2 separate regions of the Mus musculus genome follow, and region 1 is linked to region 2. The links are chromatin loops, found by intact Hi-C in ENCODE. Cell type or tissue: left cerebral cortex. All regions are shown on one strand. Links, peaks and the distances in the headings refer to the core of each region. The heading gives the core; the rest is flanking DNA.

Region 1 (5,391 bases), core at 230-5,229, 240 kb before region 2:
CATTAGGGATCAAGCTTACAGATCAATCCTATATTGATTTCCCACTGTTCTATACCTTAAGAATGTAGTGTGTTCAGCTAAAGGGCTGTACTTCCATATTCCGCAGTGTAATCAAGAATGTTAGCAATAGCGCTGTAATGAATAGGATCTCCCTGGAAAACAAGCCAATACAAAGAGGTAACACATTTCTGCTATTAGATTTTATATTTGTTAGCCTGTAGTGTCCAGTAAAGAAATGGTTATTCTGTTATCAGTTAACCCTATTGTTTAAATATTGGTATGTGTATTTACATATTAAGGTCAGTTTTAGAGTAGTCACTTTCCATATGACTTATTCAAAATGCCTCCAGTATTATTTATCTTTCTCTATGTTCCCTCCTTTATCCTGCTCTTCTATTGCCCTCACTGTTTAATCCTCAATGTATCATAATTTTGCTTTAGCCCTTTATACCACTCACTGGTTTATAAAGCATTCTCTTTCTTTAAATGCATTCCCATACACCTTTACTAGTTTCCTAATCTATATAGTTATTCCAAATACAACACATATATCTGAAAAAATAATATCAGCTTTACCTCTGAATCATGTTCTTCTGTGACATAATTTCAATAACTTTAAGGGAACAATCTTTTAGGTGTTTTGAGGTGCACACAAATCTGTTATTTATGTCCTCATCTTCCCAAGTACCTGTGATTATAGTCCTCCTGCATTATCAGGGACACTGATATTCTAGCTTTCAAAATTGTATTAAATCATCATGGAATAATGAATGGTGGGATTTTAAGAAACTTTAAAGTTAAGGAATAACAGGAAAAAATCATAGAACCCCTTCTCTTACTAAGGCCTGTAGCCAAGAGATAAACAAACTTGCAAAGTGTATATGATGTCATAGTTAAATACCTGGAAGCAAGAACTAAAAATTAAAAACTTCTACAAATGTTATCAATGTTCTAATAATTTTTGTTTTACACACATTCATTCACAAACAGGTAAATGCAATGTGTTTATTTAATGACAGACATGGAATACATAGGCTAGCTTTACATTAAAAATAATAAACAAATTTGTAACAAAACTATCCAGTGCTTCCCAATTCTTTTACTTATTAATTAGCAAAATAGAAAATTCGGTCTGGGCATCCAAATCGAAACTCAAAAATCTACACGTGTGTGAAAATATAGTTCAGAAGTAGACCATTTGCTTGTCTTTAAAAAAAGAAAAAGCCATCTTTCTATCTCTCACAGACTGCGTTCATGTTTTTCTTTATATGCTTCAATTTGTATTCTATATTATTATGCAAAATGTACAACTGTTATAGGATCTAACCGCGAAACAATATTTGTTAAAAGGTGAGGTGTGTGTTAACTTCGTTGTATATTTTAAGAAAATTTAAAGTCCTAAATAGACATTAAAATACCAAAGTAAGTTTTATTAGAAAATATAGTATTAAACTTTGTACATAATAATTTTTACCATCGATGATTTCATTGCTTCTGCATAAATTACTTCACAATGGGGTGATACTTGGGGTAATCACAAAGGAAACTTCAGTCCCTGTAGTTTTGCCATTTTTTCCTCTGCAGCTTCTCGCTGTCTGATGGAGACATTCCTTATGGCGATGTTCCCTTCGTTTTTACACATCTTTTAAATTATATGCTTTCTAGAGAATACCGACTGTTGAAAACCCACTTTCAAACTGTTTCATTCCCACCCCCACCCCCACCCCGCTCCCGCCTCCTGCGCCGCGGTCGCGGTCTCTGCTTTACTCTCCCCTCCGCAAGACCTGCCACAGCAGGAAATGCGTCACAAACCTGCGCAGTGGCTGTGAGGAGCCTGCGGAGGAAAGACAGGCTTGATAACTCAGCATAGGGAAAGGCTCGGGATGAAGCAGGAGAGTCGGTGAGGCGATGGGAGAGCAACTTCATAGATACGGAGGGGACTGAGATGCAGGGGGAAAGGGAGGTTTGCGGAGAGAGGAAACCTGGAAGGGGGATAACATTTGAAATGTAAATAAACCAATAAAAACTTAAAAAAGAAAGAGAGAGAGAGAGAGAGAGAGAGAGAGAAAGAAAAGAAAAGAGAAAGAAAGAAAGAAAGAAAGAAAGAAAGAAAGAAAGAAAGAAAGAAAGAAAGAAAGAAAGAAAGAAAGAAAGAAAGAAAGAAAGAAAGAAAGAAAGAAGAAAAGAAGCCCTTGGGACCAAAAATTCCCTTCTTTGAGGATTTCTCCGAGCCACAAATAGAGATGCACGGTCAGGCTGAGTTAACTTCCTGTTGTCGCAGGAGCACCGTGTGGTTCCGGATTCATCTTCAGTTTTCAAGTTTTGATAAAATCCGAAATCGATTAGCTAATGAATTCGCAATCGTACGGGTTTTAGGAGTCTCGGCTTTTTCTACTGAGCTTCTTTTCTGTAGCTGTAGCTTTATAAATGAGCCCTAAGTATTTGCTTTTATAAAGGAAAGGAAAATACTCCAGCGTTAGCGTTAAATCAGGTCGGCAGGGACGGGAGATAGCCAAATCTGCTGTTTATTTTTAAAGTTAAAATATTTACATTGAATTTTCAGGAGGTTTGAAGGCTTAAAAATAAAACGTTCAGCGTGATATTCTTAAATACACTGTGTATGTCTTACAGACGTTTTGCTTTTCGTTCTAACATCCAGTAATTTTCTACCAATATAATCTCTAAACAGGAATGATACATACATCCATATATGTATATAAGTATGTGTATATGTGTGTGTGTGTGTGTATGCTTATATATGATATTTACTTCAGTCACACAATACATTTTCAAGTATCCTGCCACATAATGCATCTTCAAGTGTTTATGCCACAAAAGGGTGTGTGTGTGTGTGTGTGTGTGTGTGTGTTAATTATTCAGTACTCTTTTTAAAACTGGCCACAGTGAAGCTGTGATTATGACAGGAAAAGGAACTTTAACATAGTCTTATGGTTGGGATATTAAGGTTATATCAAATTACATCAGATATTCTTGATTTATTTATAGCTAAGGAGTATAAGAAGGACCATTGGATAGAAAATAGTTAAGCACTAAGAGAGACTCTGGCTGAAGTAGGATCTAAGTAATAAGACTTCATCTGGAAAATGGTACAGAAGAAAGACACTCAGTTGTGCATGGTCGTGATTTCTCACTCCCTTAAAAATGATTATAGTTTAAATACACTTTTATGTAAAAGAGTACAAATATTCAGAAATAAGGTTCTAGATCATAAATGAAATTGTATTAAAGAAAGACAATTCTCAGATGATGAAGTTTTGTTTTTATTGAAAATTGATTAATCATTCAATATATTCTAATTACAGTTTCCCCTCCCTCACCCCTCACAGTTTCTCCCCATCTCTCCTCCCTCTGCATACACCCCCTTTCAGTCTCTTGTTAGAAAAGGAAAGGCTTCTCAGAGATAATAACAAAACGTGACAAGTTTTGGAAACAATGTCTCCATAGCAAAATGGAACTTAGAGGTCAAAATTCTTTGGAGAGTCTTTCCTAGAAACTGCAAAATGTGTTTGGCTTAGTTGGAGGGTAATGAGGGTGTTCAGAAAAGGAAAGTATCACACTGAGCTTAAATAAGTGGCTAGATTTGAGAATCAATGGTACTGGGGACCAGGGAAAACAGCTATGTCCCAGTCCTCATAACTTATGTCCTCATGTTAACTATGTTAAGCCACTTAACATAGGCTGACAGCAATGTCACCCTTTTTGTATGCCATAACTTATCTTCATATTTTGTATGAATTATAACACTGCTTCTGAACAAGATTTAGAATTTCCTACCATGTGTGTGTGAAAGTCTTTCAGTAAGTTGATTTTTATATTGCTGTCTGTCTTGTGTGTTATTTCATTACACTATCAAGAATAGAGTCCTAAGGCGGGCTATGGTGGTGCACGCCTTTAATCCCAGCACTTGGGAGGCAGAAGCAGTTGGATTTCTGGGTTCAAGGCCAGTCTGTTCTACAAAGTGAGTTCCAGGACAGCCAGGGCTATACAGAGAAACCTTGTCTTGAAATAAACCAAAAAAAAAAAAAAAATAGAGTCCTAGAGCCAAGACTTTTATGATATGGTTCATATGACAGGTTTCCATGGTTTTGTGTCACTGTCATATGGTAATAAATTTTCTTAACATATCTAAGTCAAAATATTACATTTCTCTAGTCTTTTGTATTCTTTTCATACATGGATATTCTTCTATAGTCTCCAACAACATGTTTGTATTAGGGCATTCAATCCTTTTCTCCTGAGCCTGAATGTTAAAATTAGTAACTAGAATGGGTGTTTAAAAATTGACTTGTCACTATAGCAATGACTCAGCTGTTAAGAGATCTAACTGCATTTCCAGAAGAGCCAGGTTCAATTTTCTGCACCTAAATTTCAACTCACAAGCATCTGTCTTTAGTCCCAGGAGATGTGAGACACTCTTTTCTGGCCTCCATAGGCACTGGAGACACGCCGCACAGACACATATAAAGGGTAATGCCAATACACAAATAAATAATGTTTTAAATATCTAAAAAAATAATGTCTTTCATTGTAATTGGCCTATTATTAAGGGAAATTGAGTCTACTTGGAAAAATGTTGCCACAAAATAATGATTTAGAATTTTTATCATTCTACAAATTCTGATCATTCTCTGTACAGTAGAACTAAATCAAGGATGGAATCTTCTATCTTAGCTTTCTGTGCACCTGGAAAGGTGGTGAGGTTGAAATTTCAGAACTAAAATAGAACAACAACAATAACAACAAATAGCTTTAGCTTTTTATTGAACATATTAATATTTAAAAGGATAAGATCAAAAGGCTAAATCCCAGGTCATTATCAGACTCCTCAAATTCTTTTTACATTCTTTCCTCTTTCTTCTAGTCAGCTGGGTTATCACTGCTGGAGGGGGTTGGACCACCTGCTAGTGCCTTTCCTTGTGCTGTGGAAAGATCACACCTCTACATCACACTTCTAGATGGGGATCCAAATGTTTACAATGAGCAGAGATACTACAAACAAGCCAGGCCAGTAAGGCTTAATATTGAAATCAGATAATTTAATGAGACTATTAATCAATTCTCTTATTGATCATCACATCATAGTGCAGTACACAAGCAAAATAGATGAAGGCTATATACTTCAGGCTACTGATCCAATGCTAATCACTGGATAAAATGATTGTCTCATGACAAAACAACTTTATTTCCGCTGTAATCACTGAGCACCTGTGTGGCTTCATAAGAAGGGTGTTAGGACCTTCTCCAGCTTCCTCTTCATAGCTCTTCTCTAGGGTGTCCCTATATCATTCCGCCCTGGGTAAGGGCTCCATAAATAATAGCCCCCTACTTAGTTGTATGCTGCAAGTGGCCCATCTCCTTTCTCTGCTGTAT
Region 2 (5,391 bases), core at 110-5,109:
TCCAACTTTGTTAGAATACCTCATTAACAGTTCTTGCAGGCCCTCATTAAGCTATGCTAAACCCATGTAAATTTAGCTTCCTTAGTTTTCTCCTTGCCATTTTGTTTTCCTAATCTTCAAATAATTGCATATTGAAGTTACTACCACAATAATACTTTTACTAGGCAGACAGGAAATTAATAGGTCAAAAGTAACTGAAATAAATTCTTATATATGTATCCACAATCTACAAAATGTTTTTGTTTTTGTTTTTAGATATTGTTACAAATTGAACCTGGCCTTGAGTATGCAAAAATACTGCTTTCTTAGAATAAGTTTCCTAAGAGCTGGAATTACTGGATGGCATTTCTATGAGGTCATATATTTGTTAGTAAATAGTGTCTACTTTTCACCCCCCAGGCATAACAACATTTAGGAAGCCCTGTCTCTAAAACCAACAACAACAAAAGAAGCAGATACATAAGTTTCATAACTGAATGTTCTTCCTATTAAAATTTAATCACACCATGATCTGGAGGAAATAGTTTTCTCCCAGTCATATGTTCTAACACAGAGAAAGAAAATACAAGTAATACTACATTAATGTAGAATGTAGAATTAGGAATCAGGATAACTTTTTTTTCTGTACAGAATTTTAAGTATCTGACAATTTGGCTGGGCTTCATGTTTGATTGTGTGTGTGTGTGTGTGTGTGTGTGTGTGTGTGATACACTATGTAACATGATATAGCCTAGAAACCAGTCTTCCTCATATTGGAGATCAAACCTTTTTTCCTCTCCCACATAATAAAAATCTGTGTGATGCTTGCAATCACTTGGGAGCAATTTTTTTAAAAAATTAAATGTATTTAGTAATAGGCAATTATATCCATTATTCCAGATTGACAGTGATTTTTTTTTTTTTAATACACGCTCAAATTTCCGCAGTAGGAATGCTCAAGCATTCCTTTTGGTAGCTGCCTTTTGGCAGGACATTCCGGTCAGAGGGACAGAGACCCCTGCATTGCGGCAAAAATGTGCGCATGTGCAGCCATTGCCTGGGACGCATGCGTAGGGAGCCGCGCGACAAACCTGAGCCATTGCGGCAAGACTAGCGCAGAGAGGAGAGGGAGCCGGAGATGCCAGACGCTTGGTTCTGAGGAGTGATTTGCAACGCAATGGAGCGAGGAAGGTCAGCTGGGCTTGTGGATTCTAGTAGTGAAAGTGCATCCTATTTGACCAAAACATTCTAGATTTGGGCTTATTAAGATTTTTGACAACCCAGATACCTTTATTTTTGAGAATTGGTGAGCAATCCTTTGGAGCCGGCAGACGGACTCCTTGGGTGTGTTAGTGCGGCACCTGCGTGTAACGCGTTGCCTTTATTATGGTGGTCTGAGGTTGTGACTGGGATCCTGGATGCAGGAGCTGTGTTGCCGCAGCGTGGGGGCTCCAGGATGCGGGACCTCTTTTGTCGCGGCCTCTGGACTCCTGGAAGTCAGAGCTGTGTTGCCGCGACTTGTAGGTCCAGAGATTTTGGAACTATTAACTGTGTGGCCTGTGGCCTCCAGAATGCCGGAGCTCTGTTGGTTCTGGGGGTGGGTGTGGATAGAAGTTCTGTTGCCGCTGCAGGAACCTGTAGAGTCCGGGATTTTGTAACTGTTACTGTGCGGCCTGTGGGCTCCAGGATGCAGGAGCTCTGTTGCCGCAGCCTGTGGGCTACGGGGCTGGGTGGACACTCTTGTCCAAGGCTGTGGCTCTGTTGATGCAGCCAGTGGGCTACAGGGCGTGGGAACTCTGCTGCCGCAGTGTCGCAGTCTGTTTTCTCCGCGGTGTGGGGGTGGGGGTGGGGAGGGAGCTCTGTTGCCGCAGCAGCCTATGTGCTACAGGGCATGAGAAATGGGCGGTCGCAGCTTGTGTGGTCTGGGGGATGGGAGCACCTTCAGGGGTCTGGGGAACTGGAGCTGTGTGGCGGTGGCCTGAGGGCTGGGAGCTTGGTTGCCATGGCTTGTGTGTTCAGGGTGGGGGCTACTGGAGTGCTGTTGCCGCGGCCTGCGGGCTATGGGGGTGGTAGCTCCATTGCCACAGCCTGTGAGCCTAGGGTAGAGGGAGCGGTAGCTCTGTCGCCTCTTAGTTCATGTTTGGGGGAGCTCTGCTGTTGTGGCCTTTAGGCTGAGGGTGCGCGCAGGGTGTGGGGGATGGGGGCATTCTGGGAGCTCTGTTGCTGCTTCATGTGGCTTCAAGGATGTCAGAGCTGTGTAGTGGTGGTATGGTAGGGTGGAAGGTGAGCGCTAGTGGGTGATTTTCTCTGAGATCTCTATAACTACTTCTCAAGATCATGTGGTTGTGTGGCAAAAAGATACTTGCAAGTCAGAGAAGTGATTGTGTGTCCAGGTTGGTTGCAGGTGGCCAGAGTGCTTCTGGTTTGGGGCCTTGGAACTCTGACCCATGGATGGAGGTAATTACCGTACAAAGTCTGGTACTGAGGCCGTAGGGTGTCATTTTTAGCCCTGCAGTCCAGTGGCAGTCTGCTTCTGGGTGCTTCCAGGGTGGGGTCTACTGAGGTAGATAAACGGAATGTACCAATATTGGTGGAGGGGGGAGTTGTTGAGAAGAGAACCTGTGTAGAATGGCCAGACCTCACCTTAAGGATTTTTCTTGCAGTCGTCCCTTCTAACTGGGTTGTGTATTTTGTTCTTGTTGTTTCCTTTTGTAGAATTGTTTCCCATTTACAAGATAGGGATGCAAGTCTCAGTGTTCCATTTTCTTGTTGTGTCACTGTCAACCACCCCTCACAGTGGGGGTTAGTGTATGAAGTCTATGCAATACTTGCTTTTACCCACTCATTGAGTAGAGGTAATAAGACAATGTCTTTTATTTTTTCATGGCATCCTGAATTTTATCAAAGTCATCTTGGTATTATCAAGGGGTCGTGTCGCATGTCAAACGCCATTGTGAGGATCTGTAAAGATGGCCGCTGCTGCAGAGGTGCTGAAGTGCGCAGGCGCAGCATGGCGTATACAGGGCAGTAGACCCCTCCCCATTATGCTACAAACCTAAGGAGATAACAGCACTTGTCATTTCTGCGGTGTTGGAATTTCAGCCACACCCTTTCTTAAGGCCCTGGAGAACTGAGCCTATTGATCACTGGTTCTCTCCCTACAGGCACCTGATGCAGTAGAGGTGACACCCACCTCTCCCTGCATTGACAAAAGAAGGGACTTCTGCAGAGGAATTGTGCAGTATTGGCATCAAGGGGATGACTACCATTTCCTTAACCTGGTGCTACGATAGCTGAGTATCTTTACCCCTCCTTTCCTGCAGTGTCACAGTAGGGAACGGGGAGAAAAAGGAGACTTGTTTGTGCAGGTTTCTTCCTCTTATCTTCCAAGACCTTTGATAATGGAAGGTGGGGGGAAGCGGGGAGTTGAATTTTTCCATGAATTCTGGTATTTGGAAGATGGGGTAGGGGGAGAAGGAATCTAGAGGTTATCGGTGTGTATGGCCTGTCCCTGTATTCTTAGTTTTTTAGTAGTATAATAGGTGTGAGAATTTAGAATAATTTAGCCAGGTCAGGTCAGGACCTATTATTGGTGATGGTGAAGATAGCATTACCTACCAGGTAGGAAATTTATATTTATATTTTAATGCCGACTTAAAAAAAATTAAACACTCTGTAGCAGCTAAAAATATAAGCTGTACTTAAAGAGAAGACAGAAATTTAAAAACCACGATTGTACATGATTTAAGACTGGATAGATTTATTGATAAATGACTCTTTTTTTTCAATTTTTGAAATAGAAACTACTCTAAATTTGAAAGAAAAATAAGCAAAATAACTGCATTTACATTTCTTTATCAAATACACTTAAATTTAAAACAGGTTTCTGACATAAATCAACTTAGTGTCAGACATGATATGTATCCCACTGTCAATGGAGCTGGTGATCCACCCCACCTTCTCCCTTCAGTGCTTGAAACCACAGGTGTGACTCCTGTGTTTCATACTTTCAATATTTTTTCATGATTTTTTTATGTGCTTGCTTTTTTTAAAAAAATCTTGTTTTCTTCACATTTATGGGTAGGTAGTATTTATGGTTGTCATATGTGGTAATCTTAAACAATGCTAAATTTTAGAACATAGACTTTGTTTTAGAAGTTTGTCTTTCTGACATGACAGTATGATCTTGTAGCCAAGGTTAACCTTAAACTTGTAATCTTCACACTGCAATTGCCAGACTTCAAAAACATATCTTTAAAATATTGTATATAATATAATTTAGCCTTTAGACTCTAGTAACATGGGGTTTCAACTAATCTTTTGGCTCAGCTACTGTTAATGACTATTATAAAACTGCTTATTATGGCCCACTATATTTTCTTAGTTGAATCAGATCTCTTTGATGAGGCTTTCTCCTTTTAAAGGCCTCTGAACTTTCTATATCTTTGCCTTAAGTAATGATTTGGTGTTGTGATTACTTTTGTTACCCTTTTAAGGAAGGGTCTAACTGTAACTCAAAATGCAGTCTCAAGAGACAGTTGACTATTGTGATTATTGCTGCACCAGATACTGAGTTGGAAAATTCTGGGTGTCTTTTCTTCAATTTAGATGAACAAATCTTAATTAAGGGAACTTTATTGTTATTAAAAGTGTTATTTTACTTGTTTTGTTCACAGAACTTTATGTTAAAATGACTGAATTTAGTCACTTTTTTCATTCTACTAAGTATTTCCATCTAGATCTATTTTATTTATTCCTCCCTCTTTTCATGAATGTATCTTCACTTTAAAAACTCACACTTAAAATGTAGCTTTTGAAGTTAATTTGCTATATTTATTACTATACTTATGTTACTTGTCTAAATAATGGTAAGAGAATTTATAAGTAATTTTTTGTTTTAAGGCAATATTTTGATAATATAGCTGTGGAGCCCAAGCTAGTCTTGAAATAAATCATCCCATTTCAGTTTACCAAGTCCTATGATTTTACAGGGCAGATTTGCTGAAAGACATTTATAAGTGTGTACGTGCACACACACACACACACACACACACACACACCACATAAGGACAGTTAGGTTATTTTTTAAGAACAGGTTAAGATTCTATAAACAAAACAACTGTTAACTGGTCAGGTGCTTAATCAATCTAGTTTTATAGATAGGTAGAATTTAGTGAATTGGCATTTGGATTCTGCTTTCGACATTCTTTCATGACTTGTCAAAGACCTTACATTTGTCTTTTTTTCATGTGTTTTTCTAATTTCAGTATTATGAATGGTTTCTGCAGTTCCTAACATGGCCACCCTGAGGCTTCTACTTATTTTCAATTTGACAGAACGGCCATTTTGTGAGGTGTTCCCAGATCTTAACATGGAAGTGCATTTTCCCAGCCTGTTTATAGCATTTCCTTA

Evidence for each region. Hi-C counts contacts between places; a loop is a spot of excess contacts. Peaks named below come from ENCODE experiments on the same cell type or tissue, not always from the same donor. Only the 100,000 strongest peaks of a DNase experiment are listed, where the experiment ranks them.
Region 1: it touches region 2 in a loop (15-fold over the local background); 4 of 42 quality-filtered maps call a loop at or near these places.

Annotation. Positions count from the first base shown.
Region 1 is chr7:60,240,819-60,246,209 of GRCm38, reverse strand. The region is part of intron 4 of Snhg14 (small nucleolar RNA host gene 14); the gene reads left to right. It also overlaps a transcript of Snrpn not described here. Among named protein-coding and RNA genes, the nearest start is that of Snhg14, 210 kb to the left of the region's middle. In left cerebral cortex, for the core only: no CTCF peak of the experiment used is centred there; DNase peaks (open chromatin) are centred at 1,773 and 2,267; H3K4me3 peaks cover 524 bases; H3K27ac peaks cover 377 bases.
Region 2 is chr7:60,000,815-60,006,205 of GRCm38, reverse strand. Snrpn (small nuclear ribonucleoprotein N) reads left to right here and starts at 1,007. Exons shown (of 10, transcript NM_013670.4): 1 at 1,007-1,170. It overlaps Snurf (SNRPN upstream reading frame), which reads left to right and starts at 1,007. Exons shown (of 10, transcript NM_033174.4): 1 at 1,007-1,170. The coding sequence starts at 1,157. All of the region lies in intron 6 of Snhg14 (small nucleolar RNA host gene 14), which reads left to right. In left cerebral cortex, for the core only: no CTCF peak of the experiment used is centred there; DNase peaks (open chromatin) are centred at 1,045, 2,041, 2,484 and 2,976; H3K4me3 peaks cover 3,376 bases; H3K27ac peaks cover 2,107 bases.